Linked DNA regions of Homo sapiens: regions 2 and 3 are each linked to region 1. The links are chromatin loops, found by intact Hi-C in ENCODE. Cell type or tissue: endothelial cell of umbilical vein. All regions are shown on one strand. Each heading gives the region's core, and the rest is flanking DNA. Links, peaks and the distances in the headings are about the cores only. Region 1 holds the start of LHX9 (LIM homeobox 9). Region 2 overlaps NEK7 (NIMA related kinase 7). Region 3 holds the start of ASPM (assembly factor for spindle microtubules).

Evidence for each region. Hi-C counts contacts between places; a loop is a spot of excess contacts. Peaks named below come from ENCODE experiments on the same cell type or tissue, not always from the same donor. Only the 100,000 strongest peaks of a DNase experiment are listed, where the experiment ranks them.
Region 2: a loop joins it to region 1, with 2.6 times the contacts of the local background. A loop is called at or near these places in 4 of 110 quality-filtered maps.
Region 3: a loop joins it to region 1, with 11 times the contacts of the local background. A loop is called at or near these places in 5 of 110 quality-filtered maps.

Annotation. Positions count from the first base shown.
Region 1 is chr1:197,912,699-197,922,983 of GRCh38, forward strand. It overlaps LHX9 (LIM homeobox 9), which reads left to right and starts at 4,674. Exons shown (of 5, transcript NM_020204.3): 1 at 4,674-5,299; 2 at 7,274-7,476; 3 at 8,606-8,961. The coding sequence starts at 5,126. RefSeq lists enhancers at 5,245-5,971, 8,777-9,299. In endothelial cell of umbilical vein, for the core only: a CTCF peak has its summit at 3,248; a DNase peak (open chromatin) is centred at 3,273; H3K4me3 peaks cover 986 bases; H3K27me3 peaks cover 7,664 bases.
Region 2 is chr1:198,264,631-198,274,915 of GRCh38, forward strand. All of the region lies in intron 5 of NEK7 (NIMA related kinase 7), which reads left to right. Among named protein-coding and RNA genes, the nearest start is that of NEK7, 110 kb to the left of the region's middle. RefSeq lists a silencer at 389-683. In endothelial cell of umbilical vein, for the core only: no CTCF peak of the experiment used is centred there; DNase peaks (open chromatin) are centred at 3,476, 4,891, 5,882 and 8,052; H3K27ac peaks cover 4,851 bases.
Region 3 is chr1:197,142,518-197,152,639 of GRCh38, forward strand. It overlaps ASPM (assembly factor for spindle microtubules), which reads right to left and starts at 4,152. Exons shown (of 28, transcript NM_018136.5): 1 at 3,624-4,152; 2 at 1,440-1,583; 3 at 1-1,293. The coding sequence starts at 3,920. RefSeq lists a silencer at 3,657-3,836. In endothelial cell of umbilical vein, for the core only: no CTCF peak of the experiment used is centred there; DNase peaks (open chromatin) are centred at 2,034, 2,684, 3,124, 4,224 and 1 weaker place; H3K4me3 peaks cover 2,731 bases; H3K27ac peaks cover 2,236 bases.

The DNA of each region.
Region 1 (10,285 bases), core at 231-8,230:
CGCTTCGTAGGCTCAAAAATACACATTCTCTTTCAGAGTCTCCTGATAGGACTCCTGAAACCCTCCTTTTGCCTTTCTCTTTGACTGTCTTTGACTTTCCTCAGGATCAGTGTCCGGGGCGCCAGGCAGAGGTCCTGGTTCCACTGATCCTCCAGTAGTCAGTGGCTCCAGGGACGCGCTCCTGACCCTCCGGGGAGCTGCTGGGGGTGTCTCTTTCTTGGAAGGGATGGAAGGGGGGCCGAGAAGACACTGTTTCTCACACGTGTAGGGGTTAACTGGAAACTGGCTTCACCCACATTTTTTTGTTGTTGTTCAGTCCTAACCCAGCGCAGCCGTTTCTGCGCCTGATCTCAGCGGACGCAGTGCGGGACTTCTCCCTTTATTTCTGCAGAGCTGAGGGCAGGCGGCGCAACAAATCTCAGGTAAAAGAGCATCAGATTTCAGAAGAGCTGTATTCTAGACTTGGCGCAGGCCCCTTTGGGGAGAAGAGCCCAGGGGCTATAGAGAACAGAGGTTTGAAGGAAGCAAAAGCTGGCGAGAGGTTTTTTTTTTGTCGCGAAGGGTGAGGGTAGGCAGAGAACGCGCGAAAGGGCAGGGCCTTGGCCGGGAAGTACCGCCCAGCGAAAGGCTGGCAAGGGTGCGCAGCTGGAGCGTGGCCTCGGGTACCCCTTTCCAGGCAGCCGAACTCCCCGTATCCCAGCTCTGCTTGGCTGACTCCCATTTGTCTTGAGGGAGGATCCCCTAGTAGGACTGAATCAGAAGTGCGCCCGTGCAGCAGCCCCAGTATGGATCTGCCAACCTCAGTGTAGGGGGAAATTTTCCACATGGAGTATCTCAGTCTCCACTGTCTGGAGAAAGGCCCCAGCGTGTCCCGGCAATCCGCTCACCTTCCATCCAGCGCAGCCCGGGCATCCAGGGCCAGGTGGCGCGGCACTGAACGCATGGTTCCCAGCCTCAGGCTGACGCTGACGTTTCACTGGGCCTTGGGTGCTCAGGACAGTGCCAGACGCTGGATACTGTTTTAAGAGCCGCGCCTTTCAAACCGAAGGGGCTCCTTAACCAGCTTAACAGGGTCTGGAGGAAAGGTAACGCCTCCTTCTTAAAGGGCAAACTTAGAGGCGCAGAATCATGGCCTCCAAAATTCAGGTAGAGAGAGACCTTAAGTCACCTTTGCTCTCAAAATATGCACATTTGTTGGGTTACTTCTTCCCTCTCAACCCTAACTGTTCTGTGGGTTTAATTTCCCTTTCCTCCCCCCTAGGGAATTCTACTGGGCTCGGGTTCTTTGCCCATGTAGACCCACCTGAGCCGGCGACAAGGGCGCTGCAGTCTTTTTGACCTTCATAGAGATTCTAAGATCCCGAACTCTCAGTTCCAACTATTATGCTCCACTATAGTCCGGCCGTCCACTTTCCTAAAAGCGGCAACAGTAGCGGGATGGGTGCTGTCAGAATAGAAAGGAAAGAAAGCTTAGTGGACTGCGTGTGCTCAATTGTGAGGGAGAGCAGTGCTGGTCAAGGGACCTGCCCCATTATACCTGGTAGAACTTTGAATTTAGAGGAGACTTAAGATCTTATCCCCGACGCAGGCTAGAGAGAACCACATGCACCTGTCCCTCAGCTCAGGAACTGAAAAAATGAACACTGTAATTTTTATGGAACACTTGCGGGCCATTCAGACTACAGCTGGGAGAAGGGGGAACATTTTTTTTTTTGTCCCCAGCCACCGGGCCTCAGCCCCTCTGCTGGAGAGGTGAAAGAAAGCAGAGGTACAAAGATGCTTTCCTTATTTAAAGTGCTTATTTAAAGTCCTTTGAGAATGAGGAGCGGGGAGCTCTTAGGCAATCTTTCTTGGGGGCTCCAAGACAAAAAGAGTAGAAAACCCAGGGTCACACACCCAATTCGAGGGCATTCCTTCCCACCCTTCCTGGGCTTCCTCCTTAGGAACTGTGAGAGAAGGCAGGGCTGGACCCATGGGGACGTATTTCCGCAGAGCTAACAAGGACCTCCCAAACTCCAGCTGACCCCCACCCCACCCCCAGCTTTCTCCAGACTTCCTGCGTTCACTGAGAAGGAAGAATCCTGGCAGTTTGCTTCTTTACAGGAAGTAGCAAATGCCACTGGATGCAGGAACTTATAACCTGAGTTTTATAAGAGCAGGAATAGCTAGGATTCAACTTGGAAACTGATTGCAGAAGGTGTTCTGCCTTGCCTGTACCTAGATGATTAACAAACTTGTGTGGAATAGAAGAATGAATGGATGATTGGAGGGCTTACAAAACCTCTGTGTTTGGCTTCCCTGGAGACGCTGTAAAGTTCTGGCTTTTTCCTGGAGTTGTTTAACTTTCCCTGCATGCAGTCTCCAAAGTTTTATCTCTTGCAAGGAAGCAGTGGTATTCTTGGGTTCTTCATTGTTGATTTTGCTGAGCAGGGGCAATATGCAACAAGAACCAAACCTAATTTCAAACACCCCCATTTGGGGGTTGGGAGAGGTTTTAGCACAGAAACTAGACAAAGTAGGTTGAAGTCCTGTATTTACTTTTTGCTTGGAGCTTCCTTGGGTGAATTGACTGAGGGGACTTCTCAGAGACTCCTCCTCCTCCTCCTCTTTCTCCCTCTCCTCCTCCAGCTCTGAGCCAGTTTAGCCTCTGACTTGTGTGAAGGCAATCTGCCCTTTTGTGAGAGGACCTGCTGTCTCTGAAAGGACTGCTGCCCCCAGCCCCTCCTCAGGGCCCTTCTTGTGTGCACGTGGGTTTGAAAAGCTCATTGATTCCCATCCAAAGGGGCTAATTACATTACTTACAGTAAATAGCAGCCCTGCTGTCAGGTATAGCTGCCAAAGTAAGGAGGAGGGGGATGTCTCCAGCTTAGTTCACTTGATTGGCTTCATTTTTGTGTGAAATTGCGTTTTATGAGCTGCATTTTGGCACCCGGAGGACTTAAACTGCGTCCAGTCTGCAAATAACATTATTTTTGACCCTGAGAAAAAAGGAGGGGAAGCAGTAGTGTCTTCAGTTTCATGGAAGAGGTCACTCCAGGAGCCTCAGAAGACAACGCTTTGGGACAGGAAGTCAGGCTGCTGCACCAGGGGTCGTTTCCTCTCTCGCTTTATTTCTGCCTTCCTTCCTTCCCCTTCTTCTCATCCTCTCACTTCTTTTTTTCTTTCCTTCTTCCCTCTCTCCCTCTCTCCCTGGCTTTTCTCCCGTCATCTTTCTAGCTTTGGCCACAGTTCCCGGTCGGGCTCCCCCGGGCGGAGGGAAGCGGGTCTGCGGCCGGGCGGCTCTTGTGAGGTATCTAGGATGTGCCAGGACACAGGCACCGCAGTCCTGGGAAAGGCGGCGGGAAGTAGTGGGGAACGCAGGCTGACGAAGGGGACGGAAGGAACAGAGAGCGGCCGGCGCGTCCTCCTCTCTGGGTAAAGCCGCGTTGGTTCCTGCCGCAGCGCTGTGCTTCGGACTCCTAGGGGGCCTCTGGCCGTTTGAATGAATCGACAATATCAGAGTATTGTGGACACTTTTTAATGGGGCCGGGGAGGGGCCGCCGCTGCCGAGAACTGAGGGCGACAGAACAATCCCACCTCTTGTGAGGAGCAGGTCTGCCATTCTGCTTGTCAGTTCTCACCTTCCCCTCCTCCACGGCAAAGAGTCCCTTTCACACCCTTCTGAGTGTGCGGGTGCGCCCAGTTTTACAAGTCCTCTGTCCTGCCAGGGTAGTGGGAGAAGCACGCGATGGGGCTAGCGCCCAGTCCTGCGGGGGCAGGCGCCAAGCTCCCGGGAGTCCGCAAGTCGCTTCCTATATTGGCAAGCTTCAAATGAGACATTAGAATCTCCGGCAACCTTCCTTCAAACCTGAACCGGGGAAGAGAATAAGCCGCCCTATGGCCAAGGCGCAATTGCGTACCCGTGTGTACAGGTCCATGCCCTGTCCCCTACACTCTAATTTTCTCAAAGAAAATTGTTTTGCCAAAAGTAACCCTGAGAAATGCAGACGCTCCAAACGCCCTCTCCACTTCGGATGAAGCCAGCATCTAGTAGGGTCTCCGGCCCTCAAGAAGGTGAGGCAAAGAGATGAATTGTCAGACAGCTGCTTTTAAAAGTGGATTGAGGAAGATGGGATGGGGAGGAGAGGAACCAGCATTATCTCCACCTCAGTAAATTGCTTACATTTCTGCTCAATATTTATGCATTTCGGGTGACAGTCCTGCAGGCTGGGGATGAAAAAGTCCACAAGGAGGAAATCCAAAGTTTGAAGTTGATATTCTCTGTGTCCTGAGCCAAGGTCTGATCTTGAACTCGGATCAAATAGGCGGGTTCTAGGCCTTCTGCAACAGGGCGGGGACAACAAGAGCTCCTTTTCCCCTTTAAAACATGACTGCTGGGAACTCTTGGAAGGATGTGTGTGTGTGTGTGTGTGTGTGTGCGCGCGCGCGCGCGTGTGTGTGTTTTGTGGGGAGGTAAATGCCCCCTCCTCCTGCCTCCCCGCTCTCTATCCCCCCACCCCTTTGTAATGTTTGTCCTGCTTGCCCATCACCAGGGGGTTGAGAGGAGTATGACAGGTCTTTGTTGTCTGAATAAAAATCCGTGGCAGCTCCGGGGAGAGAACTCCTCCTACTAAATTATCAAAAATGGGCTGGCTTTAGTCTCTTAACAAATTGGACACAGCTCAGGCAGGAGCAGTCCCCAACCCAATCTACAGGCACTGGGAACTTGCAAGCAGCCAGGGAACGCTGAAAATAGCACGTCTTTTTCTTTCTTTGTGTTCAAAACTATTTTCTTTCTTCACCAGATTTTGTTTTCCTCCCCCCGCTGCAGTTGTTTCCCATTAGTAACTCGATCTCTCAGAGCAGTAAGATTCGCCTTCTACGCCTCTTTTTCCCTCCGCCCGAATTGTTTGTTTTCTGCACATCTCCTTCAGGGAGCCGCTGAGGCTTCCCCCCAACTCTTCCCAGTTCTTTTTGCTTCCCCTCGGCCCCCCAAGCAGACCGATTTCCACTCCATCTGTTTCTTCTCCTCCTTTCTCTCCCTCTTTCCCTCCATCCTCGAGCGTCTCTGCGCTCCTACAGGGCAGCCCTCTCTGGTCCCTTGCCTCCTTCACTCGGATGAGCTGAAAGCCCCGGGCGTGTGTATATGGAAATAGTGGGGTGCCGAGCAGAAGACAACTCGTGTCCTTTCCGCCCCCCAGCCATGCTCTTTCACGGGATCTCCGGAGGCCACATCCAAGGCATCATGGAGGAGATGGAGCGCAGATCCAAGACTGAGGCCCGTCTGGCCAAAGGCGCCCAGCTCAACGGCCGCGACGCGGTAAGGAAGGGCTCCGCCGCGGCGGTAGCCGGGCACCCCTGCGCCCTCTGTTAAACCAAGCCGACTCCCTGGCCGGTGGAGAACCGGAGCGGCGGGTCGTAGAGACGTCCGCTTGAGGGTGGCGGGTGAGTTTTCTCCCGTCCACCTATGCCTACAGGGCTAAGAAACGGTCGTTTTTCTGAATCGAAATGTCTGCAGCTGGCTATCCTCCGTCGCAGCTGATTCCGAAAGAGCAGGGAGAGGAACTGGGAGGAGGTGGGATGGGGGGTGGTGGCATTCTCTTCTACAGACCTCAAGGTTCCCTTGATTCCGGGGCAGGCGTCTCCCCGGCGAGGATCCGCAGCTCCGAGGGCAAGCTGGGCATAAGCAATAGGAGGACGGCGCGCTGCCGAGGCGTCCGAGCCAAGCAGGAGCCCAGGTGGCCTTAGTCTCTGGGCCTGATGACCGGACCTGTGGAGTAGATTCCGACGCGACTGGGTCATTTCCAGTTCTCTAGACGCTCGGGGCTTGGGACCCCTAACCGAGAGAATCTCAGGGTTTCTGGCATCCCGACTCAGTCCCTCTAAGGAGACAGCACTACGTTTAGCGCCAGGACCCGGCGGGTGTCATGTGTAGGGGGAAATCAAATAAAACATACGGAGGAGCGCGGCACCCAGTCGAAACGCATGAACTTTATAACCAACCCTTAAACAAGCTAATCAACCACCACTGTTTCTACTATCCATAATAATAAAGTCATGTCCTCTTAATAAAGAAAACTAATTACTTATCTAAGCGCTTCCCTTTCCAGATTACTAACGGGGGGGGGGGGGGACTACAGAAGTCTCCGGAAATTATTTCGGCCAAACATAGCTGTGTAGATCCTTTGGTACCACAGTAGGACTTGTAGCCCAAACTAATCAGGAGACTGCTCTAGCCCTTATCAGCTGGGTTTTGGGTCCGGCCAAGTAGCCCAACTGGTGAACGTGTCTATATTTGTAACACTCATTCAGTGCCGGGGCCCCTGGTCGGAGTAAAGGGCTAAACTTTACTTTTTCAGGCCCGCTGAAGTTTCGTGGGGAAGATCAACCCATTTCTGCTAGTCGTGAGGGAAATGTCCGGAGGTTAACTCCTTTTCCCTTTTTCTGGTCATCACTTTTAAAAACAAATAGTAGCAACCCAAACCCAAATTTTGCAGCGGGGCTGGGCTCCTCAAGGTGGGGCCACTGGGGCATCCCGAGTCGGGTCAGTGGGACCCAGAGGGAAGCATAACTTGGGCACTAAACAGATTTTCAAGACAAAGGTCTCAGTACGCCTGTTGATGCTAGGGAAAGAGGGGACTGTATACAGCGGGCTGGACAGCGGACCCTCTTTGGGAACAGCCACTTTACACATTTATTGGGAACGGCACCAATAGCCCTGAAAATTAGGGAACAGCAGGGGCTGCCAAATATATCTCAATCAAAACAAAGTCGACCAAATTATGAGCAGAGGTCCAATAATCTCCCCTTTGCTTTTGATTTCAATGCTGCTTATAAGAATTTAGAGAAATCGAACTGTAATATTTTTTGTTTAAAAATAACCTGTGCTCGTTGAAATTTCCTTTTCACTCCCTTATCATTTCCGTTGTTTTATTTTGTGTGCGTCGAAAACCACAATTTTTAGCTTGTAATTATTTGAATTCGGAAACGATCACCAAACTGTAGTCAATATTTTCCTAGTCCTTTTTAAGCGAGGCTCCGGATGGCTGGGATGTCTTTAGGTTAGTAGTCCCGGGAGGACGCGAACGCCGGTTCAGGCAGACACGGAAGAAAGCAAGCGGGCCGCAAAGAGAGAAATCACAAATGTTTCCCCTGACTTTTGCCTTTGTGCAGTGGACCCTGGCCCCTGCCGCTCTCCCTGCACACCCTGGGCTTGGTCTGCCTGGGGGAGAACCCCGCGTCGTGCGGCTACACCGCGCGCCCTCCTCAGCCTTGCGGTGTGCTTTCTTTGCAGGGCATGCCCCCGCTCAGCCCGGAGAAGCCCGCCCTGTGCGCCGGCTGCGGGGGCAAGATCTCGGACAGGTACTATCTGCTGGCTGTGGACAAACAGTGGCATCTGAGATGCCTGAAGTGCTGTGAATGTAAGCTGGCCCTCGAGTCCGAGCTCACCTGCTTTGCCAAGGACGGTAGCATTTACTGCAAGGAGGATTACTACAGGTACTCCCCTACACCCCCACTTCCTACGCCCGAGTACACCTGGAGGGGCCATCTGCCTGAGCCCGGAATCCCCTCTCCGTCCCCTACCTTTTGCCCCATTCCGGGTGCTGTTATCATTTCGGAGACCAGGCAAACCCACTGCATATGCCTTCAAGCTGTAATCTCCCTGACCGACGGTGAGGGTGGGTGGGAGGGACATTAAAAATCTAGAGCTTTATCAGCGAATACCACGCACTCCCATCACTTCTCAGCTTGGCTGGCGGAACTTGGGGAAATCTGGGGAAGAGTAAATGGACGTGGTCTCCGTCTACCGAGACTTGATTGGGTGTTTGTTTTCCGCTTGCTACGAATTGGGCAAGTTCTGCGCCTTGAAACTGAACTAGTGGCTCGGGCAGCAGCAACAGAGTGTTAGGTTTTCGTAGGTGGCAGGAGACTCTGTAAATGACTATGAAAAGGAATAAATGCCATTGCCAAAACCCAAGCCACTCAGTTCCGGGTTCCTTTTATCGCTAGTTACAACCATGCCCCCCAGATTGGAGAAAATCAGCAGCAGGCGTCTTTATTGATTCTTCTCAGTTATGTTTCTGGATTGGGAAAGACAGGACTAAGTGCAGGTGACCTAGTTCCGCTCTCAGCCCAAGCAAGATAAGTTGTTAAAAAAATAATAACCTTTCCTTTACAAAATCGTCATCTTCCAGGACTGTGTCCGCATGCTTTCCCACACCCGCGCACATCCAGGAATAATTATATCTTCTTTCATTCATATGTTTTGTAATTGATTAAGTGTTTTCACTTGGCATGGCAATTTAATATTCTAGTACCGTGAGTTAGCTAGTGCTAACTAGTGGTTTGCTTTTTTAAATTTTTTTTAATGTTTTAAATTTTCACTTTGCAGAGAAGAAAACTAAGGCTTAGTTGCCCGATTCTTCTGACTTTAATGTAAAGATCCTTTGTCTTGGTTTATCAGAAAAGGTCGATGAGCAAATAAAATTAATGCCTACTCTCCTGTCCCCCTGGAACCCTCCCAGGTCCCAGTCTCAGGCCACTGCAGACCAAACCCAGGTGTCGCGGGTGGGATATGGCTCTGCCTTGCTTCAACTAGCGCCCTGACTCAACTCTTTCCTTCCAGAAGGTTCTCTGTGCAGAGATGTGCCCGCTGCCACCTTGGCATTTCCGCCTCGGAGATGGTCATGCGCGCCCGAGACTCTGTCTACCACCTGAGCTGCTTCACCTGCTCCACTTGCAACAAGACTCTGACCACGGGCGACCATTTCGGCATGAAGGACAGCCTGGTGTACTGCCGCGCCCACTTCGAGACCCTCTTGCAAGGAGAGTATCCACCGCAGCTGAGCTACACGGAGCTGGCGGCCAAGAGCGGCGGCCTGGCCCTGCCTTACTTCAACGGTACGGGCACCGTGCAGAAAGGGCGGCCCCGGAAGCGGAAGAGCCCAGCGCTGGGAGTGGACATCGTCAATTACAACTCAGGTGTGCCTCCTATCCTCACCCCCGGCGCAGCCCCGGCCTCCCTGAGGAAAATTCGTAGAGCTCCTTCCCCGTCCAAAGTCTTGCTGCAAGAGTGTGTTTTGCCCAATGCCTCTGTTCTCACTGCAACTCCCTCTCACTCTGAAGGAAGGGAGAGAGGGAGGAGGAGGGGGGAAGGGAGGGAGAGGCAGCACTTTATTTAGGTTGTGGCAAAAAACACATTCATAACTATGGGGCTGTAGTGACTTTCCCCAAACAGGCAGAGCCAAATCCTTGTTGCCCATTAGTTAATGAGCCCATTAGTTTCTGGCTCTCAGTTGGAGCAAAACAGCCCCAGGGCAATTTCTTTGTGGAGGCCAAATTATAGATCCTGTAGGAGGTTTCCTAAATACTGAAGAAAAAAAAAAAAGTCTACAGAGCCCAACCCTAGTCTGTCTAGAGGGGTCAGAGGCTGTGGTCACCAGCCCAAAGTTAATCAGGAACACAGTTGGCAAGAGTGTTGAAAAACCTAATCCCTGATCTTGGCAAAAAGCAGTTGTAGGGGTGGGAATCACTCTCCACAGCTGAGCTAGCCTGTGTCTTTCCTAAGCCAGGATATTCAACCAGCCGTCTCATTCCCGGTGTGATAGACCATCCAGACATCCAGACCCCTGGAACTGAAAGTACCTCCAGGTCAGGCCTCCTGAAGAGGCTTAGTGGTATCTCAGGCCATTCATCTATACTCAACCACCTTCTCTCTTCATTAAAAACAACATGCAGACAACAAGTCAAGAACACATTCTTCCTTGCTTTGGGGGACACGCCTATCATGTATCAATCTCTCACATGCAGCAGTTTCCCATTGTTGGTAGCCTGCCCCCACTCCCCATCCTCCAGGTGAGGATGGTGATCGGCTCTGCAGATGATAATCTAACTCTGAGCAGAACAGAAGCTATTCTTGTGAGTCCCAATCACTGGAAAAAAAGAGGTTGTAGAAAGCCCTGGCGCACTTTTGGGGAGCCTAAGGACCTTAACTGCTTTGGCTTTCAGTGCCCTGGCCCACATGTGGCTGAGAATCTCAGCAGACTCAGGACAGGGGAGACCATTCTGTTGGAAGGAACCTTGAGGACCTTATTATGGCAACCCCACTCTATTACTATGAATGCCCCCAGATACCAAGCATGGGCATCTCAGAGCATGGGATCTTGCCTGTTTTTCTCTTCCAGTTCCCAGGGCCTGGTATGGTGCCTGACATTGCTAGTCAATGGTAAAGAACAGTGTCCAGCCAGTTAAGTGATTTGCCCAAGATCACACAGCCAGTGTGAATGTGAAGCTAAGAGTCCTGCTC
Region 2 (10,285 bases), core at 758-8,757, 350 kb after region 1:
GAAAGTGGGATTTGCAGTCAGACCTTGGATATCAACCCCACATAAAAGTTGTTTAACCTTCTTTTCTAAGGGCATATTAATTCATAATTAATATAATTAAGTTGTTTAACCTTCTTTTCTAAGGGCATATTAATTGGGTTTAAGTTCAGCTGCAATTAATAGAAACCCTTAAATAATAGTAGCTTAAAAACTGTTTGTCCTTGGGCCAGTTACTTCTCTGTGTCACATTTTCTAAAAAACACAGTAATAATAGAACCTACTTTATAGGATTGTTGTAATGATTGAATTAATTAGTATTTATTAAGAGCTTAGAAGAATGCCTCACACATTGTAAGGCTATGTAAATGTATCTGCTGCTGCTATTATTATTGTTATTGTTATTATTTCTCTGTCACATAAAAGTCTGGGGCTAGTATGGTAGCTCTGCTCTATCAAGAGTATTTTAGAGACCCAGCCTATTTCTAGCTTATCAAGTCACACTAGGCTTGAAGGGACAAAGAGTACATGCTGGCTTTATCTTAAAGCACATTCCTGAGTGCTGCCTGTCACACAACATTTTCAACTTCATTCCCTTGGCCAGAATGTACTCTCATGAACCTATCTAGCTGCAAGGAAGGCTGGAAAAGAAAGTCTTCATTCAGCTGGCCATATGCCCAGCTAAACTTCTGTTACTATGGAAGACAAGTTGAACCATCTAGAAACAAACAAGAATAACCGAATGAGAAAAACAAAAGCTATTTATTTGAGCTTGCTGTAGCAAGGGAGTCAGCCAGTCATCACTTGCATCTTGGCAGAGAATTAAAAGCAAGCAAAGGAATGAAAGGTTCATAGAGGGAAGAAAAGGGAAGCCTTTGGGTATGCCCTGATGGGAGGCTGCTGACATAGAGAAGCTATAGACCGGCTGACTAGAAACAGGACGTCCTTGTGATTGGTTAGGAGTACATATTTGGCTTTCTCTGGTTGGTCCTAGTTAGAGGCAGAGACAAAATTAGGGAAGCTGTCAGTTATTAATCAATTGTTATAGAAGTTACTGTTTAGCTTCCTAGATTGTCACTAGAGGTAGCAGTCTGGCTTCCTGCAAGTCTAACTTATAGCACGCTGGCTTCCTGCATTGTTTAGTGTAGATAAAGAGTTGATTTCCTGGGCAGGTAGGAAAGATTGATATGTGGTTGGATATATGTACATACATTAGTACATATGCCTTTAAATAGATGGATGGATATGTGTACATACATTAGTACATATGTCTTTAAAAAGTATACATATAAACATACTATATATTATGTTACTTAACCATCATAATAAAACTATATGACAGGTATTACTGACCCAATTTTATTTATATGGTCCTTCCTTTTTCTCCCTCACTCCCATGTCCCAGAAATAACCTCTAACCTTTACGTGCACAAAACCTTCCCAACTTTACTTACTATCTTTATACCCATTTAAATATAAGAATATATACTAATACATTTATTCTTTCTCAGACACATCACGATTTATTTTATTACTTTGTTAATAATTGGATTGTTTTCATTTTTTATTCTTACAGAGAAATCTCAAGTACAAAGCCTTATCTACATCAATACAACTATATCTATACATACTCTATTGTCTATTTCTATTACATAGATTCATATAAACATTGCCGAGTAAGAGTATGCACATTTTAAATGATAATAGCTATTGCCAAATTAGTCCCTTAAATAGTTAGTACCAATTTGTAGCTTTTAAAAAATAGCTCTAGATTTTATTTTTTCATTTATTAGACATTTACTATGTGCCAGGTGCATGGTTCATGGCTTTTTGGAACTCATCATCCAGTGGGAGAAACAGGCATTTGACTAATACTAATATAAAACTATATACCTGCAGTTGTAATGAGTTATATAAAGGAAAAGTGTGGGTTATAAGGGATGATTATAACAGGATCTCTGAAACTACACTGGTGAATTCAGATGGCAATTAAAGGATTTTAATCAGTTGTCCTAGTTATTTAATCTTAATGATTGAGCCAGTTTCTACATCAATAAAATTGGGTCAGTAATACCTGTCTTACAGTGTTGTTATGATGGTTAAGTAATATAATATATAGTATGTTTATATATATACTTTTTAAAGACATATGTACAAATGTATGTGCACATACCCATCCATCTGTGCCTGTATGCATGTATGATATCTGATAGGTATTCACATTTTCTTTATTCCATTTAAACCTCTGATCACTACTCTTCTTCTAGCCCCCTTGCATCATACAAATCTACCCTTTTCTACTCTTCAAAGTTGACTTTATTCCTCCAGTTTTACAGAGTATTTAGAAGTCACTAGACAGGAGCACCCTCACCTTCCCATAACTGAACCTGCTAGACCTACTTGTGTCTGTTACTGTTCTCTCCTCCTTCTCTCCTGTTACCGTATTCTTGTTAGATAGGAGGGATTGTTATGTGTCCCTCCACCTGGGTTCTCTATCCTTTCTCTGCCTGTATTCTCAGAAATCTTAATTCCTATCATTATCTGTTCCCAGTCCTAGATTTATAACCATTGTGCACTTCTGAGTGCCTTTTCTCATCATTTAAATATGCTCAGGTCACTGTTATTTTAAACATATTTACATGTATATACATGCACACACACCTGTTCCTCATTCATTCATTCATTCATTCATTCATTCAAGAAACTTATTTTCCAGTGGGGAAGTCAAATAAAATGCTAAAAGCAAGTAGAATATATGATATGCCAGATGTTGATAAATCAATTGAGAAAAATTAAATAAGGAGTTTGGAGGAGGTGTGTTGCTATTTTATTTTATTTATTTAATTAATTTTTTTGAGATGGAATCTCACTCTGTCGCCCAGGGTGGAATGTAGTGGTGCGATCTCAGCTCACTGCAACCTCTGCCTCCCAGGTTCAAGCAATTCTCCTGTCTCTGCCTCCCTAGTAGCTAGGACTACTGGTGTGCACCACCACACCTGGCTAATTTTTGTATTTTTAGTAGAGATGGGATTTCCCCATATTGATCAGGGTGATCTCGAACTTTGACCTCAGGTGATCCACCTGCCTCAGCCTCCCAAAGTGCTGGGATTACAGGTGTGAGCCACTGTGTCCAGCCTGTGTGTTGCTATTTTAAGTAAGATGATCTCAGAAGACCCTCTTAAGTCCTACCACCCTCACCTCTGCCTGCCTTTTCCTTCAATTACTACCCTAGTTCTTTTTTTTCCTTCACAGTCAGACACTTACTCCTGACCCTCTTTCCAACCTACCACTCGTAATGGCTCTTCAATGACCTCTCTCATGAAACCAGAGGACTTTGTCCAGTCTTCATTCTGCTTGATTTCTCAGCAGCATTTGGCTCTGCTTTTCATTCTCTTCCTAAAACACTCCTCCATCGGCTTATTGAGTCCCACAGTGTCTTGATTTTCTTCCTACCTCTCTGGAGACTATCATTTTTCTTAACTGACTCATTCTCTTCTTCCTGGCCTTTAATGATGGAATTTTAAGTTTCAGTCCTTGACTTTTTTTTTTTAATGTTCTTACGTTATAGCTGATCTCATTCATACCTACGGATTCAATTACTCTCTATACTCTTGTTGACTTCCAATTTTTTATCTTTAGCATGGAGCGCTCTTTAAATTCTGACTCTATATGGCTCAATATGTCTGTAAACAAATTCCTTACAGACTACCCATCCTCCCATGTTCCCTAACTCGAGGCCTGGCACCAGTTTATCTCGTGCACTCTGGAAACCAGGACTTTTTTTTGACATTTCACTCTCCCTTACCTCTTCTTTTCAATCTCACCAGATTCTGTTTATTTTTTCTTCTAAATGCCTTTCAAATTTCTCCACCCAGCTCCCTTTCCATTTCTCTCCCTATCGTCTCTCATTTGGAGAGAGCGAGAGCTTTTTGTCTCCCAACATCCAGCACCCATTCCTTAAATCCGTTTCTCCATCAGTCTTTAAGACGTTAGAAGGGAGAGAAACAAAGAAAAAAGAAAAACTTCCTTTCAATCACATCTTTCTAGGTTTTCACTTTAAGGGTAAAGACTAAAATGTTTGGCAAGATTCAGCAAGCCTTGTGTGATACAGAAGATACGCTCCCTCAGAGAGGATCCGAGTCCGTTTTGTGTATTCACATATCCCAAGTGCCTAGAGCAGTGCCTAGCACAGAGCTTGTGCTCAGCATATATTTGCTATGGAATCTGACTCCTGCTCTTGCTGTGGCTCATTGGCCTTTCATTTCCTTGAATGTGATTTTATTTTACCTGGGATGCTCTTCTTCTCCATTCTTGGCTGACTTTATTTCTGCTGGTACTTCAGTTCTTTACTTAGGTATCACTTCCTCAAGCATTTTCCTTTGACTCGTAGAGTACTTTATGGTATAAGTGCTCCCAGAGTACCCTTCCTACATAGCACTTAGTAATATAATCATGTATTCATGTGTGTAATTATTTTATTGGTGTTTGTATTTCCCATTAGACTTAAATTTCTGTTGAGCACAGAGACCATGCTGGCTTTGCTTGCCTGGCTATCTTCAGCTTCTAGCTCATAGCACCAACTTCAATAAATATGTAGTGAATAGATGTATAGAAGTTGGTTGTTTTACTTCTATTACACTTCTCTGTTCCAGGGCTCAGTAGATAACATGGGTGGTTGTATAACTGTCACAGCAATTTCCTGCTGCTTTATGCTCTCGTTTCATAGAGAGTTGCTGTGATATTCAGTGTATTTTTTTACGGGAGTGGGGTTGGGTAGTTAAGAAATTCTAAAATTGTTTTCTGAACATGCTTATTAGTTCTGTAAGCAGTTCTTTATAAAATAGATTATATCAGGAAAAAAAATCATAGGAACTTCTTTTGTGAAGGAATAGAACAATGCCTTAAAGCTTTACAAAGGACAGCAGTGAATGCTTGAATTGTAATGAACATGATTCATTTCTTTTTAGTGAGTAATATTGTAAATCATTGTGCATCATAACAATATATTTCATTCTCTCAAGTCTTCAGCTTAATTGGGGTACAAGAGGAAATATAGCTTCTGGTCTGTATTCCAGAAATGAACCTCTGGATAGCATTGCATCAAAGATTTTTACAAGTAAATAATTAATTGGTTCAGAGCAGGCTGACAAATATAATTAAGCAATTTATAGTTGAAATATTCAGTATTTCTCTAATTAGTGACAAAGGAATACCTGAGGCTGTGGTCAGATGAAATACTTCCCAGATGAGTTTTAGGATAAAAGGAAATCTAGAATTTTTCATCATAATTTCTTCATTATCAGCAATCAGAATTTTAAAGGAAAATCGACTCTTACAAAACAGATTTCAGTTAAATTGTGCTGTGTATGCCATATATTTTCTTTATTGTAGTTAAATTGGACACATACATGCTCCATTTTGTAGTATGTCTTATTATACTGTTTATTTCACTATTCTAATGTCAAGAAACATATTTGGTGATGAAGACCCAGTGTAGAGGAAATTAATCTCAAAAAATATATAAATAAGAGGATTTTAAAATTTCAACTTGTCAATAGAAATGTTACTAAAATATATTTTAAATTTTCATAGTTCATTTCACAAAATATACTTCATTCATTGAATTAATTTGTAAGTGCCTGTATTTATAACTACCTATTTGAATTAATATAGGTCAATTTGAGACAAATAGAAGAAACTGTAAATGCATGTATTTAATATTATATATTTTTAAAAATTGTTTTGCTAGACTAGCAATAAAACAAAATGTAACCTAATGTTTTGAGAAGAAACTCAGAGGTTTGTTATCTGCCAAGAGAATGTCATACCGTATCACAGTGGCTAAGGAGGAAATGAATATTATTCTTACAATTTTTTTAGTGAAATATGCAATACAAATAATTTAAATGGATGTCTGTTTCCTGCCAGGAGTTTGGTACTGCACAAAATAAATAAATAAGACCATCATTTCTTATTTCTAGGATATTTAGGTATAGGCTATCTTCTTAGATTGCTGACTTTGTATTTTCTACCTTGTTACCACCTGTAGGTCATTCCTTCTAAATTTGCTAGGAGCCTTAAAACTCTTTTTCTTTATACATACATAAGATTAATTTTACATACTGATTTTTCATGTGTTTACAACTGTATTTTGTATTAATTTTTTATTGCTGCATAGCAAATTACTACAAATTTAGCAGCTTTAAGCAACACAAATTTATTACTCTAGATTCCTGTGGGTCAGGATTAGTGGGTTCTCTGCTGAAGGTCTTAGAAAATTGAAATCAAGGTGCCATCTGGGGCTGTGAGCTCACTGAGGTTCAGGGTCTTTCTCCATGTTCACTGGTTTTTGGGGGAATTCAGTTCCTTGAAGTTGTATGGCTAAAGTTCCTACTTCCCTCCTGGTTGTCAACTGGGGGTATCCTTAGGTTCTTGAGGCTGCTGGCCATTTTCTGCCCCATTCATCTCCACAACCTGCCATTGTGTTCCCTTAAGACCAGCAGGAGAGTTTCTCTGGATTCAGATCTCTCTTGACTTTTTTGAATGGCTCACCCAATTAGGTCATGACTACCCATGCTAATGTCCTTCTTGATTAACTCAAAGTCAGCTGATTAGGGACCTTCATTACATCTGCAAAATCCCTTCTTCTTTATAACATCATATGAAATGGGAGAGTAATTCATAATATTCACATGCCCTACTCACATTCAAGAGAATGGGATTATACAACAGGACTTGAGAATTTGGGGGAGTGAGGTACATCTTAGAATTCTGCTTATGACAGACGTTAATAAATTAGCTAGAATGTCAACCATGTTTTGGAGATAACTGTTATCTTCAAATATTATAACTTAAAAATCTTGTTCACATACTTGGTTTGGCTGTTTTTACATTTGCAGACACATCTTTATTTGTCCTTATCCAAATGTAGAGGTTGTATTGGAAATAAAATCACTTTGAAATGTCTTTTACACTCTTGGCCTTTGGATCCTTAAAGCAATAAAGGTTTCCCAGCAGTCCCATCTCTCTTTGATAACTCTGATTTATTGTTTACCAGGATACCCACACTTTCCATTTCAGCATCTGGACAAAGTGTATAGCCCATATCAGACAATTATGAGAACTGCCAGTGATTCCAAATGCAGTTTCCCACTAAGTCTTTTGTATGAGATCATCACCTGTCTTATATTTCATTTTAGAATTATTCTGAAGTCCTAAGGTTGCAAGTTAGCACTATCTGAAAAAACTACCCAGGATTGAATATTATTTTATATATATATAAATTAAAAATTTATATTTTATATATATATATATATATACACACACACACACACACATAGATACATTTACTTAGGTACCTATACATAACATATGTACATCTATGTGTCTATATCTGTATAAATTTATGTCTACATATGGTATGTATATGTAGGTGTGTTGTATAGAATTATTTTTTTAAGAGCAATGTTACAGATAAAATATCACTTGGGTTTTCCTTGATACTTAAGTAGTTTGAAGTCGAAGCAGTATAGAACTTAGAGATTTTAGGAAATTGAACACTTTATACCGTGAAATGACCATTATTTAATTCTGTGAGCATAAATAAAAGGTGATGTACGAACTTTGAACTCTGTTTGCTTGGAAAAAATTGAAGATAATTTTGAAGGAGCTTATTGCTCCTTACATTTGAAGATGATAATGATATAAAGCTCCCTTTTGTAAACCATGTAATACCATCGTGAGCAGTAATTTTGGTAACTGTAGACACTTAAGTAAAGATAAGGGATACAGACACCATTATGCTAAGCATCTTAATTTCTCTCCTTTAGATTTCAATTGAGATACTTTTACTGTTCTGCTGTGTTTTCTTTGTTCATTATGAAAATTAAAATATCTCTTCAACTCTCTTAGTGTTGTCTAGTATAACATAGCAAGAAAATTTATTAAAGAGGGAAATATTTCTGTTTATCTTTGTGACCTTCTATTTCTCCTCGAAGACTGACTGACTGTTCTTTTTAATCTCACTTTATCTATCACTAGTACTCTGATGCAATAGAGAAAACATTTTAAGTATTTCCAAGTATTTTCTTATCAGTTTTAGTAATGTGGAAACTTCTCTTAAGAATTATTCACATGGCAGCAATGCAGGGACCATTCTTTTTAGTAATTCTGATGCATTCATGTGTTTTTATTGTTGATCTTTTAGTTTTTTAATATTCTAAATAAGTTGCCTTGATATTGATGTACCAGTTTTCAGGAGGCAACTGTTTTGGGGAAGTTTTGTGACTTTATGGGTACTTAGTTTTCTTGTTTGCTAAATAATTTAAGAGGTTTTTTTCCCTCAAGGTGTAATTGCTCATGAAAAATATTTTCTGTTTCACATTTTCTACCCTAAGATGAAATATATTTTTGGCTTGCATTAATAACTTGCACCATTTTAACTTTTGGGAATGAATTGATTATATTTATATTCTATTATAATCTAAAAACAGCTTAGCACTCTTAATAGATTTTCCAACATTACAGGAAAAGACAAAGACTAGTAGACCTTGGATAAGAAGATAAAATGAGATGCTAGTGATAAGTATTCTCAGTGATCTCATGACTGTCAGGCCCATCCTACTTTACACCTTCTAATGCAACTTAAGATATCTGAATTGTATTCATTGTGCCAAAAGAGAAAATACTTATGCACTGTAAATTAGTGTTACATACCAAAATTTTAATTTTATATAATTTCCCACAATTATGTATAGCAAATATTTGTGAAGTTTAGTTTGTTGATACCTCATTATGCCTTCCAAAGAAAAATGTTTCCATAGAAAGATTAATAAATGATAAAAATCACACTTAGAACTGTCCATTATACTTCCAGAAGCATCCTATCTTTTTCATCACCCAGTCTCTGTGAATTTAATTCTTTGAAATAACCACGACAAAATATAGTCTTATAAAATTGCATTATAATTACAATGCTGTGTTTGAGAACTTAACATCCCCTCTGATGGTAAATGTTTGACCTAATTACAAACTTATAACAAAGAATTCTAACTGCTTGTCATCTCATGTTAAGACCTTTTATAGTATTAAATGGACCAATAGGGATCTCTGAGGTTTTTTTGTTGTTGCTTTGTTTTTACTAATTGGATATATGAAGGATAAGGCATACCAAGAAACTATTATTTTTAAGTATGAAATGTGCCAAACAGACATTTATTATTTCTGTTTTATTTGAAACTAAGACTGTAGACCCACAGATTATATTTTAGAAGTGGTGGAGACGTCATAGATCATCTCCAAACTCTGTTTATAATAGAGTGAGGAAGCTGAGACCCATCAAGGTTAAATGGCTTGTTCAAGGTCACACAACCAGTTACTGTCAAACCTTATAATCAGGTCTATTATTATAAGATGGATATGGATTGTGTTAGTGGCACATTTAAACATTTGACAACACTCCAAGCAGGAAATGCTTCCTTATATTTAACATAAATCACTTACTTCCTCTTACTAGATACTTGGAAGAAATGGAGAGCAGCTGGTGCCTGTAATTCTAGTTCTCTTATGACTTCATTATTTCTCATCATTTAATTAACATTTTTCCTAATCCTCTTCAAAAACACCTTGCACACCAGGATTGCATTTTTTTGTTTGTTTGTTTTTTATTTTTTTAACCACAGCAGTACATTTCTAAAGGATGCTTAGTGTATGATTCCCTGGGTTGGCTACACAATTGCAAGTCCCTTTGTTAAAAATTAAAAATTTTTAAGATGGCAGTAACAGAGCTTTAAACCCCAAGTGCCAGACCTGCATAACACAGGTTTCCTGCCCATGAAGCTGACCCTGATAGTTCCAGATATTTTGCCTGAAATTTTCTTTTTTAAAGATTAACATGTCAAACTTTATGCTTAAATGTTTTGATATGCCACAGAGAATAGTAATTTTTTTGTAAAATAAGATCATTTTCTATCTTTCTCTGTTGATGAGGTTATGCTGGGTAATATCACTGAAGCTCTTCCTGAGATTTCTTGAGGAAGAATATTAGAATTATATAACTCAGAAATAAGCAGTGTATATTCTACTTGGAGTTGTAATGTCTAGAATGCAGGAACCAAGTTACTCAATGGAGTTCAAAAATGATACTTAGATATTCACTGTCCACTATATAATTGGATTTGGTCTTGGTCATTTAATTTGTAGTGGGATGTTTGGAGATGAATAATTTTAAAAAGAGTGTGTCTATTAAGATGTGACTATTTTCCCAAAATCTTTGAAAGGAGACAGCTTGGATCAGCTATAGCCCTTTTTA
Region 3 (10,122 bases), core at 1-8,000, 770 kb before region 1:
ATCGCTCTTTCTTTTCCGAGCAACTGAAGCTGTTGTCGAAGAGGGTGTTACCTCGTTTTTATAACTCTTAGATTTACTTAATATTGGATCTATAATTGGAAGATAAGAATGAAAATCTTCTTTTTCCTTTTGATTATTTATTACTTTTTCATGTTCACCCACTGCACTGTTGAGACATCTTTTTGCTTTTGGTTTATTAATCTCAGTTTGGTTTTCTCTGGTACAGGTGGCCTTCCTTTTAGTAACAGTGGCAGAAAGTATTGGACGTCTCTTAGGTTGTTTATTGTGGCTATGACTAGAAATATCCTGAACTGCAGAAAATTTAGGATTATTTTGTTTTATAAAACTGTAGTAATTTGACTTCATTTCTACTAGTTCTTCAAAAATAGCTTTGGGAGATTTTGAACCCTGACATTCAGGAATACGTGGCGAAACTTCACTTTTTCTCCAATCTTCAGGAGACTGTGGGACTTGAGAATTTTCATTTGATAATGGTACTTTACATGTTTGCTGAGATGTACACATATATGCCATGTTATCTTTTAAAAATTGATTAGGGGATAAAATAGGATTAACTGACTCTGATTCTAGATCCTGATTTAGTCCATAATTATCTTTTATGAAAGAATCTGGACTTAAAATTTTCTGATAAATTTCATGTGCAATTGTTGATTCCAAATGCACAGGCTGTGAATTATCTTTCATAAACATATCTGATGAAAGACATGTTACTAATTCTAGTTCATTATTAGCTCCATGACTATTATTTACAAAAGAATCTGGACTTAGAAAATGTATTTGGCTTTGTGTAATGTTCAAAGTTGAAGAACAGTTGGGGGTAAGACTAAGTTTACTATTCTCTCCTCTTTGGCCATTAACATTTACGGAATTAAAGGAAGTTTCAGTTACAGCTTTCTCATTAAAAGAAACTTTTGAAACGTTGGCACTGTGTACATTTAATAGTTCCCTATTTTCTGATGCATGAAGAGATGAGTAGGTAGTAGATCGACGTACAGAGAGTGGCAAGCAAGTTGCACCATGGCATTCATTGAAAGCAGGGCTAATAGGTGATATGGGTATTTTATTTTCTTCAAGTATTAAAGAATTGTTTTCTGTTGGGGGACCGCCTTCATTCATAGCCAAGTTTTCACAAGCTTGTAGTGGGCTCCTAACTCTGTCAACTTTTTGGGAAACACTAAATGTTTTATTAACATTCTGAATATTTGAAACCCTTCTGTTGTGACTTGTAGAGGCTGAAATTTTCTTCTTTTTAATGGTATCCCAAAGACTCCTCTGCAAAAATAAGGAAAATATACCAATTAAGTTTGTAGCTATTGAATATTAAATAAGCAATATTACTTCAAGCCTGTTATCAAAATAAGTTTTATTTATTATTAAACAATTTCTTAGAGTAAATCACAGAATGGTTAAAACATTACCTTTTTCTTTTTCTGCTCTTCTGCATTTCCTAGTAATATAGCTTGGTGTTTCAGAACATCATTTACAAGAAATGTCATAATCTCTCTTACTCGGCCTTCTTTGAGTGGTGTCCAGTTAACAGAAATAACAATTTTCTCTTTAGGCTATAATCAAAACAATACATTATATAATTACAATAGTAATTACATAATAACCAAAACACCTTATATACAACTTACAATATAGTAGGGCTTAATAATTGTTAACCAACACTCTATATACTAAACATTTAATAAATCAAATATATTTCTCCTACCCTATCTGCTTAATTATAAGAAAAAAAGTCACTAAAAATAACAGGGTTCACAACAAAATAAATAATAAAATCTTAACTGTATTAAAGCAATAGAACAGATAGTCTCTAAATCATTTTGTTTGAGTGGTTTCAAAAGATTTAATTGTACATTTCTAATTTTTAGATGTGTAGAGTACTTCTACTTCAAACACAAGGACCCTGCATTATGAAGACTTTATTTAAAAAGAAATGTAAAGATGATCAGCTAAATTCCTTCTTCCTTACAAATTCCTCTAAGGTCCACATCATCATACTGAGATTTCTTAAACAGGTATTATTGTTCCAGGCATAAGTGCAGGTATCCTGTAAAACTCATTTAATGCTAACATCCCTAGGAAGCAGGTATTATGATTATGCACATTTTACAGATGAAGTAACTAACATCCAGAAAAGTCTGCCAAAGTCACGCAGGTACCTATTAGAACCCAGGCAGTCTAATGCCAGAGTTTGGACTTTAACATCTACACCCCACACCCTGGCAGGTAGACAGAATCTGCCAAATTTAAACGCTGACATGACAAAACAAATTTTGTTTTTCAGGAGAAACAGACAAGTTTCTGTTTTAAAGGAGAAATAATATAACATCATAAACAACTAATTTTAAAAAATAAGAATGGTGCATTTTTACTCTATAAAATAGTTTATTCTAAAAATACCACAAAATTTAGTTCCACATTATAACAAAAAAGAGTAAGTTGAAGTATTATGTGGATAGAAAAGAAATCTGTCTTTCCAAAGAAAGGAAAGCAGGCAGTGATTCATGAAACAGAGGGGCGGGGTGGGTAGGTTCTGAAGTGTAGATAGATGAACCATTGGTGACACACAAGTTAAGGGACCTCAGATTAGAATCTCTTTTTTCTGCCTAATGAAGTGGTTATTAGCCTACTAGTTCAGACCTCCTCGGCTAACGGTTTTCATACTTTTGGTGATTCTACTCAATGGAAAGGTCACAGCAGTCAAAATAAAAACATAAATTCTCCAGTCTTTGGTGAAGGGGATTGGAGCATTACTCTTGCAAATGCAATGCAGTAAAAGAAAGCTACAGGAGTTCTTGAAACAACATTTATAAAATTAAATTTGATGCAGCATTAAAATTACACTTAACAGCAAAGAAAAAAAGGACTAAAATACTAAAGTGTGCATACATACTACACGTATATATTGAAAACAACTCTGAATAGGTTTTTTTGGTTTTTATTGTAGGCATTTAGCCAGAACAAAGCTCACTATTTCACCGGAAAAAAAAACCAGTTACCTCGACTCTAAGGGTACATATGGAAACTAAAATGCATATTAAGATGGCTGATAGAAATTTTAAAAAAAGCTGCTTTAACCAACCAAGGTACTCCTGTCAATCTTAAAAAAGTGTTAAAAAAGTGCATTGTCTATTAATTTAGAACGGCAAGGCTATTTCACAACGCCTTAAGTCTAGTAAAAGTGCTTGTCAATTTAACAGAGAAGTCTATATAACTTGCTCCTAAAGATGCTAAGTGCGCGCGCGTTTATGTGTTGTCCCCGCCCAAGTTAGCGTCTATCCTAGCCTTCAATTAGAGAATATATATATATATATATATATAATATTGACACATATATATATACTCACACACATGTGTATGCGTCAAGGGCCCACCCACAGTTATTGAAAAGGAACTGACTTCACTCTCTAAGGGTCTTTTCTGATTTCTTTTCCAAGAGCCACCCACAGTTATTGAGTGAAAGGGAACTGACTTTATTCTCTAAGGGTCTTTTCTGATTTCTTCTCCAATCGTCAACCTTCCTGAGGAGGGTGGCAGGAAAGATAGCGGAGAAGCAGAACACCGGCCTGGAGCACGCTCCTCCTGAGACCTACCTGCAACACGAAACAGCGCTGCGACACACTGAAGCCCAGGTCCGCGGCCGGGAAGTGGGAGATCTTCACTTCTGCCACCTCCTCGTTAGGGTTGTCTAGGGCCAGAGACAGCGTCCGTGAGGCTCCCAGGAGAACGTCCCCGAAGCAAAGGAAAGGAGACCTGCAGAAGTGGCTGAGAGACAGGACCGGCGGGGAAGACGCCTCCTCCTCGGCCGCGGGGCCCCGCAGCCCCGCGGGCGGCCTCCGCTCGGTCGGGCTCACTTCCCAGCAGCCTCGCCCCACTCGCCGGTTCGCCATGGCAGATTCGAGACCCCTCCTGGATCTCCTTGCCCCGCTCCCACGAGGCGGCTCCGGAGCGGGGATCCGGGACTTACGCTGACCGCTTCCCCTCAGGGGCGGCTGTAGAGGTCGTGGGAGTGAATTCGGCCCTTTTTCTTTTCCACTAACCTACTCCCTAGAAAACAGAAAACAAGCCCAATAAACTCGCAAATTAAAAAGAGGAGCCAAACAAGTATGGCGTTTTGACTCTGTTTAAACTTGCCGCCTCCACCAATGAGGACCTCCGGGCACCGCCCTCCTCGTCACGGGACCAATCGGTGAGCAGCATCCCCTGGCCAATGAGACGGCGGCGCTTCATTTGAATGATTGCATCCGGCCGCCAATCGCTATCTGCGGAGGAGGTGAGAACGGTAGCGGAATCCTGGCCACCGTCTAAAACCCGGGGCTTAGAATTGAAATTCGTCTTTATATTTTTGGTTGTGCTGAAGGGAAGGGAGTCACAGCATTTCCACAATACATGTAGTAATCATTGCGGTTTCCAGGAACAATCATAGATAAAACTGTTACGTAGGCAAAAATTGGTTTATGCCACTCCTCTCATATGCATACCCCGCCCAGAATTATATTAACTTTACTGTCGCGGTTTCCAGGGCTGAATGGTAGAGATGTAAAGATAATTAGTTTGTATGAACATGCTTATTTTAGTGACAACATAGCAGGGACTCAGTACATTTACATGCTGTTAATTACCTCGGGACGCTGGGAGCAAAACCAGGTAAACAAATGAAACCTGAGATTACCAGTAATTCATAAATGATTGTTTTGACTGGCAATGCCCTTCACAAATATCTTATTAGTTTTTATTTCAATTGTAGGGATCTAATAATAATTATAGCTTACATATTAGGGATTTTTTAAATTATTTATTTATTTTGAGATGGAGTCTCGCTCTGTCTCCCAGGCTGGAGTGCAGTGACGTGATCTTGGTTCACTGCAACCTCCGCCTCCCGGGTTCAAGCGATTCTCCTGCCTCAGCCTCCCAAGTAGCTGGAATTAGAGGCGCGCCTCACCACGACTGGCTAATTTTTGTATTTTTGGTAGAGAGGGGAGTTCGCCATGTTGGCCAGGCTGGTCTGGAACTCCTGGCCTCAAGTGATCCGCCTGCCTCCGCCTCGGCCTCCCAAAGTGCTGGGATTACAGGCCTGAGCGGCGCCCGACCCTAGGCTAGGGATTTTTTAAAAATCCTTTACCTATTTATCTCAACCTTTGCCTTAAACCTACGAGGTATCTCTTAGGGCGTAGGTACCATTATTTGTATCTTACAGATGAGGAATACAGGTCATACAGCTAAGTAGGAAGTGGCATAACCCAGATAGGTACACATGCCTGTAATCCCAGCAGTTTGGCCCTAGTCTTGCTCTTACCCACTACACTATATTGCCTCTAAAGGCAGTAGAAAACTTAAAAAATAAAAATAATGTCTGGATGTATGTATGGTTACACAAAACATGTAAAAAGAGAAGTCAATGGGAAATCAAAATAAGGAAGATGAGACATGAAATTATATTCAATGGTGTCCAATTTCACCTGAAGTTGGACCTTAACAATATTTAAACGAAATTTTTCCACTGGGCACGGTGGCTCAAGCCTGTAACCCAGCACTTTGGGAGGCTGAGGCAGGCGGATTCTTGAGGTCAGGGGTTTGAGACCAGCCTGGCCAACATGGCGAAATGCCGTCTCCACTAAAAATAAAAAAATTAGCCAGGCGTGGTGGAGCATGCCTGTAATCCCACCTACCCCGGAGGCTGAGACAGAAGAATCGCTTGAACCTGGGGTGGGGGGTGGGGGCAAGGTTGCAGTGAGCCGAGATCATGGCACTGAACTCCAGCTTGGGCAAGAGAGCAAGACGCTGTCAAAAAAAAAAAAAAAAAAAAAAAAAATTCTTTCATAGAGGCTTAAAAAAAAAAACAACAAAACAAAACCCTGGAGCAGAGCCTCACAAGTCATTTCCAGTTCTCCTCAGCATCTACCCCCCACGACCTCTCCATTAGCTTAGTTAGGCTCCAAAAAATAAAACTTGGACGGAGGAGAGTGCAAGATATGCTGTGGGAGGGAGGAAACAGCCTATACAGCAAAGAGTTAAAAGATTTTGACAGTCTAAGGTGGAATGTAATGGTGTTAGACCAAGAGGACAAATCATAAGGAACAATAAGGCCAAATTTATTGTCATGGGTGCACTTTACCCATTTAATTAATACAATGTCCGAAGTACCTGGGAATGGCTTTAATAGTTTAATAGGTTCACTAATTGAAAACTGAACTCAGTAGTGGTTTACAGTCAGGTAGGTCAAGGCCAGGCACGGTAGCTCATGCCTGTAATTCCAGCACTTTGGGAGGCTGAGACAGGAAGATCGCTTGAGCCCAGGAGTTAAAAACCAGCAACAAAGTGAGACATGGTCTTTATAAAAACAAAAACAAAACAGGCAGTTAGGTCAAAATGCTCAAACTACCTGGCATTCTGTACACGAAGGAGTCCAAAAGCTCAGGAAGATAGGAATGTTGGAGAAAATCTACATGTGCAACCTGCTTGGCCAAGTCACATCTAAACATGCACACCCTCCACCCATTCTCCTTTTACCAAGGTGTTGATAAATGCATTAACTAATAAAAAGGACTCCAGCATCCATGAAAAGACCTGGGTGACTATTTTTTATAGGCCAGAAATGATGATAGAGGATCAATAATGAAAATAGGTTCTCTGATCTCCATGTGAATTATATGATCCACAAGTGGTCAAAGTCGATTGGCACTTAATAGACAAGGTGGTATAGTTCTTACCACAATATGCTAATGGCAGAATTGTAATTAGAGGCAGGGATCTGTGGCAATGGCCAGTTTCTCAAGGGCCCTATAAATAAGATGAGCTATATACTATGGTGCTGCCTAACATATATAGGCAGAGAAATACCACATATGCAAAGCAAAAAACCTAACTGAAGCCAATGTTGTGGCAGTTATGCCTTTTACCCACTTTCCAAACTTAAGACAGTTCATACACCCAAAGCTCCTTGACTAGAAAGAACCCTGCAACACGAATACCATAAATCTTCTCTCAACAATTCCCCAGAGGGAACTGCAGTCATTTACCCACATGAATATGGATTGGGGGCAGGAACTTGACTTCCTAAGGGTTATTAGATAATGAGATAATAGCTCTGCCTTTCTGCTATACTCCAGAATCCTAAAATGTCACTGTGGACCACCAGACATAGTGAGAGCTTCTCAAGAACCGGTGACAGATGGCATCTAAGTCAGAATCTGTCTTACCAAGTGTCCTTTGGATCCACCCATTTCCAGAATATAAAATAGGAACACTTACTGACCACATTCTCACACTGGTTCCTAGATCCAAGGAACAAGGGCAATTATTGGAGAAAGGGCCAAGTGGAAGCCCCTGAAAATCACCATTTTCCCACCACGGCAATTCAGAGATTATTCTGAATACCTGAGAGATGTTGGGATAGTGATTTTGTCCATATACCCACTTTCTCCACTTATTTGGCCAGTGCAAAAGCCAGATAGATTCTGGAAAATGATAGTAGATTATAGCAATTAGGTGATGATGCCAATTATTACACTACAGTTTCAGATGTGTTATTTTTATACACAAATCAACATACCTTTGTCAGCTGGTTTGCAGCTATGAATCAAGCAAAATGCATTTTTCTTGTTTTTCCCCATTCATCCAGTATTGAAAAACCGAAGCACTTTGTACTTAAGTAGTGGTACAATGCTGTAGCATTACTGTCCTGCCTCAGGGCTCGTCAAATTTCCTACCTATACTGTAATATTGTTCAGAGAGACCTGGATCTTAGTATCACACTGGTCCATTATATTGATGACATTTGCTAATTAAACCTGGTGAGCAAGAAGTACTTGTCAAGAATTGTGTGAGTCTGAGATTTTATCCCTCTTGCAAGCTAAAGAGTTAGCGTGCCAGTTTCATAAAGGCCAGCAGAAAATATGACAGTTTTGGGTTAGAGACAAGACTTTATTATTCACAGAAAAAACAGTAGCTAGAGTGTCAGCATGTTCATTCACATTGATTCCTCCTGCTTCCTAAGTCTCATGGGACCATACAAAGGGCCCTTGATGGATGCCTGCACACACAGTGGGTTGTATTACAGGAAAGGAAGAGCGAATTGGAGATTTGACTGTTTTTATAGTACTATGCCTGGGCAGGGAGACATCCTATCGTCCCTCAAGATTTCTGCAAACACAATCCTGAGAAATGGCCTATGTAGAAATTAATAAGGGCTTCACATTCTTAGCATAGCCAGCAAGAATGTGTAGGCCTGCTCAGAGCCCATGGTAAGTTGCATCTCTCAACAGGAGCAAGCACTGTGGATGCCAATAATAAAACAAATGTAAACCAGATGGGACAAAGTTCAGGGTCCTATCACATCTGTAAAGTTTTTAGGGATCCAATGGTCTGAGACATGTCAGGCTATCTCTTCTAAAATAAGAGGCAACTTGTACTTTGTATCATTTGTAAAGCCTCTTTAGATTTTGGAGGCAATGCATGCATTATTAAGACACATCTCACCAAACCATTTACCTAGTAAACTCTAAGACTGACATTTTTGAGTTAGGCCTGGAACAAGTAAGATCTCTGCAGTAGGTCTGGGCTGCAATGGCCCAAAACACTCATTCCATGACAATCCAAGATGTGGAATAGAAGCTCTGGCAAGTTTCCAGAGAAGTATCACAGTACAAAATTCCAGGTTTGGAGAATAAGACTATGCCTTCCTCTGCAGAAAATCATCTATCATTTGAAAAACAGATCCTAATTATGCTATTAGGTATGGTAGAGACTGAATGCCTCATCAAAGGACTATAAGTGACTGTGATACAAACTGTTTATTATCAACTATTACCTAATCCAGGGATCAGCAAACTATGGCCTAAGGGCTGAATCTGACCCATTGGCTTTTTTTTTTTTTTTTTTTTTTGGCAAATAAAGTTTTACTGGAGCAAGGCCATAAGCATTTATTTACATATTGTCTATGCCTTCACACTGCAATGGCAGAATAGCTGTGATAGAAAACATATAGCTTGTATAGCCTAAAATATTTAGTGTCTGGCCCTTTACGAAATATTTGCTGACCTGGGATCTAATCTCAAGGACCATAAAATTTGATGTGAAGAGCAACATTGCACTATCAAACAAAAGCAGAATCTACAAGACCAGGGCTAAGCAGGCCCCAAATACACAAGTAAGTGATACAAACAGGTGATTCAGATTTTAGTAAGTATCTTTTACTACTTCTACTACTTTGCCACTTCCCTCTCTCTCAAACTACACAGGAAAAACTGGGTATCTCTTAATGATAATTTCACAAGAAAAAAGGCCTGATTTATGAATGAAGCTGTATAGTAGGTCAGACATAAACAGACTTACATTACAGCTTCTCCTTAGGGGTGGATGGGAATACTCTCAGTGAGAATTCTGGATGGTATGTTTGGTAGTCCACTTCATAAGGAAGAGAACATGGCCTAAGGTAAAGCTCTGTGCTGATTCATGGATAATGGCTGACAGGTTGGCCAGCTGGTCAAACCTTTGGAGAAAACAAAATGGAAAATTGGTGACAGCTTGGTCTGGGGAGGAGCGGTATATAAAAGGGCTTCTCAAAATAGGTATAGGAAGTTAAATTTGTGTTCCATGTAAATGCCCATCAGAGAATATCCATGGCTGAGAAGGAGCTCAAAAATCAGGTAAAAAGGACAATCTATCCTGTGGAGGTCAGCTTCTTCCCCCAGAGATCCATTTGCTTGCGCGTTGAACCCATTTAGAAAGTGGCTATGGCAGCAGTGGTGGAGGATAAGAATGGGCTCAAGGTGGTTTCCCTTGCCAAAGCTGATGTGATAAGCCCCTGTGGAGTGCTTAACCTACTGAAAGAGGCTGATGCTGAACATCCAGTCTAATTCCATTCTCCAGTGGGACCAGCTAACTACCTGTGGCATGTGGTTACATTGAACGCTTTCTATTATGGAAGATGCAATATTCTTCCTCTCTGGGATAAATATATTTTTCTGAGTATAGATTACTGTACCTGCCCCCATTATATATATATTTACAGAAAGCTTTATCTATAAACCAATGAATATGTAATGGTTTTCACATATGTCCAAAAATTTGTTGCTATCCTCTCTTCAAGAG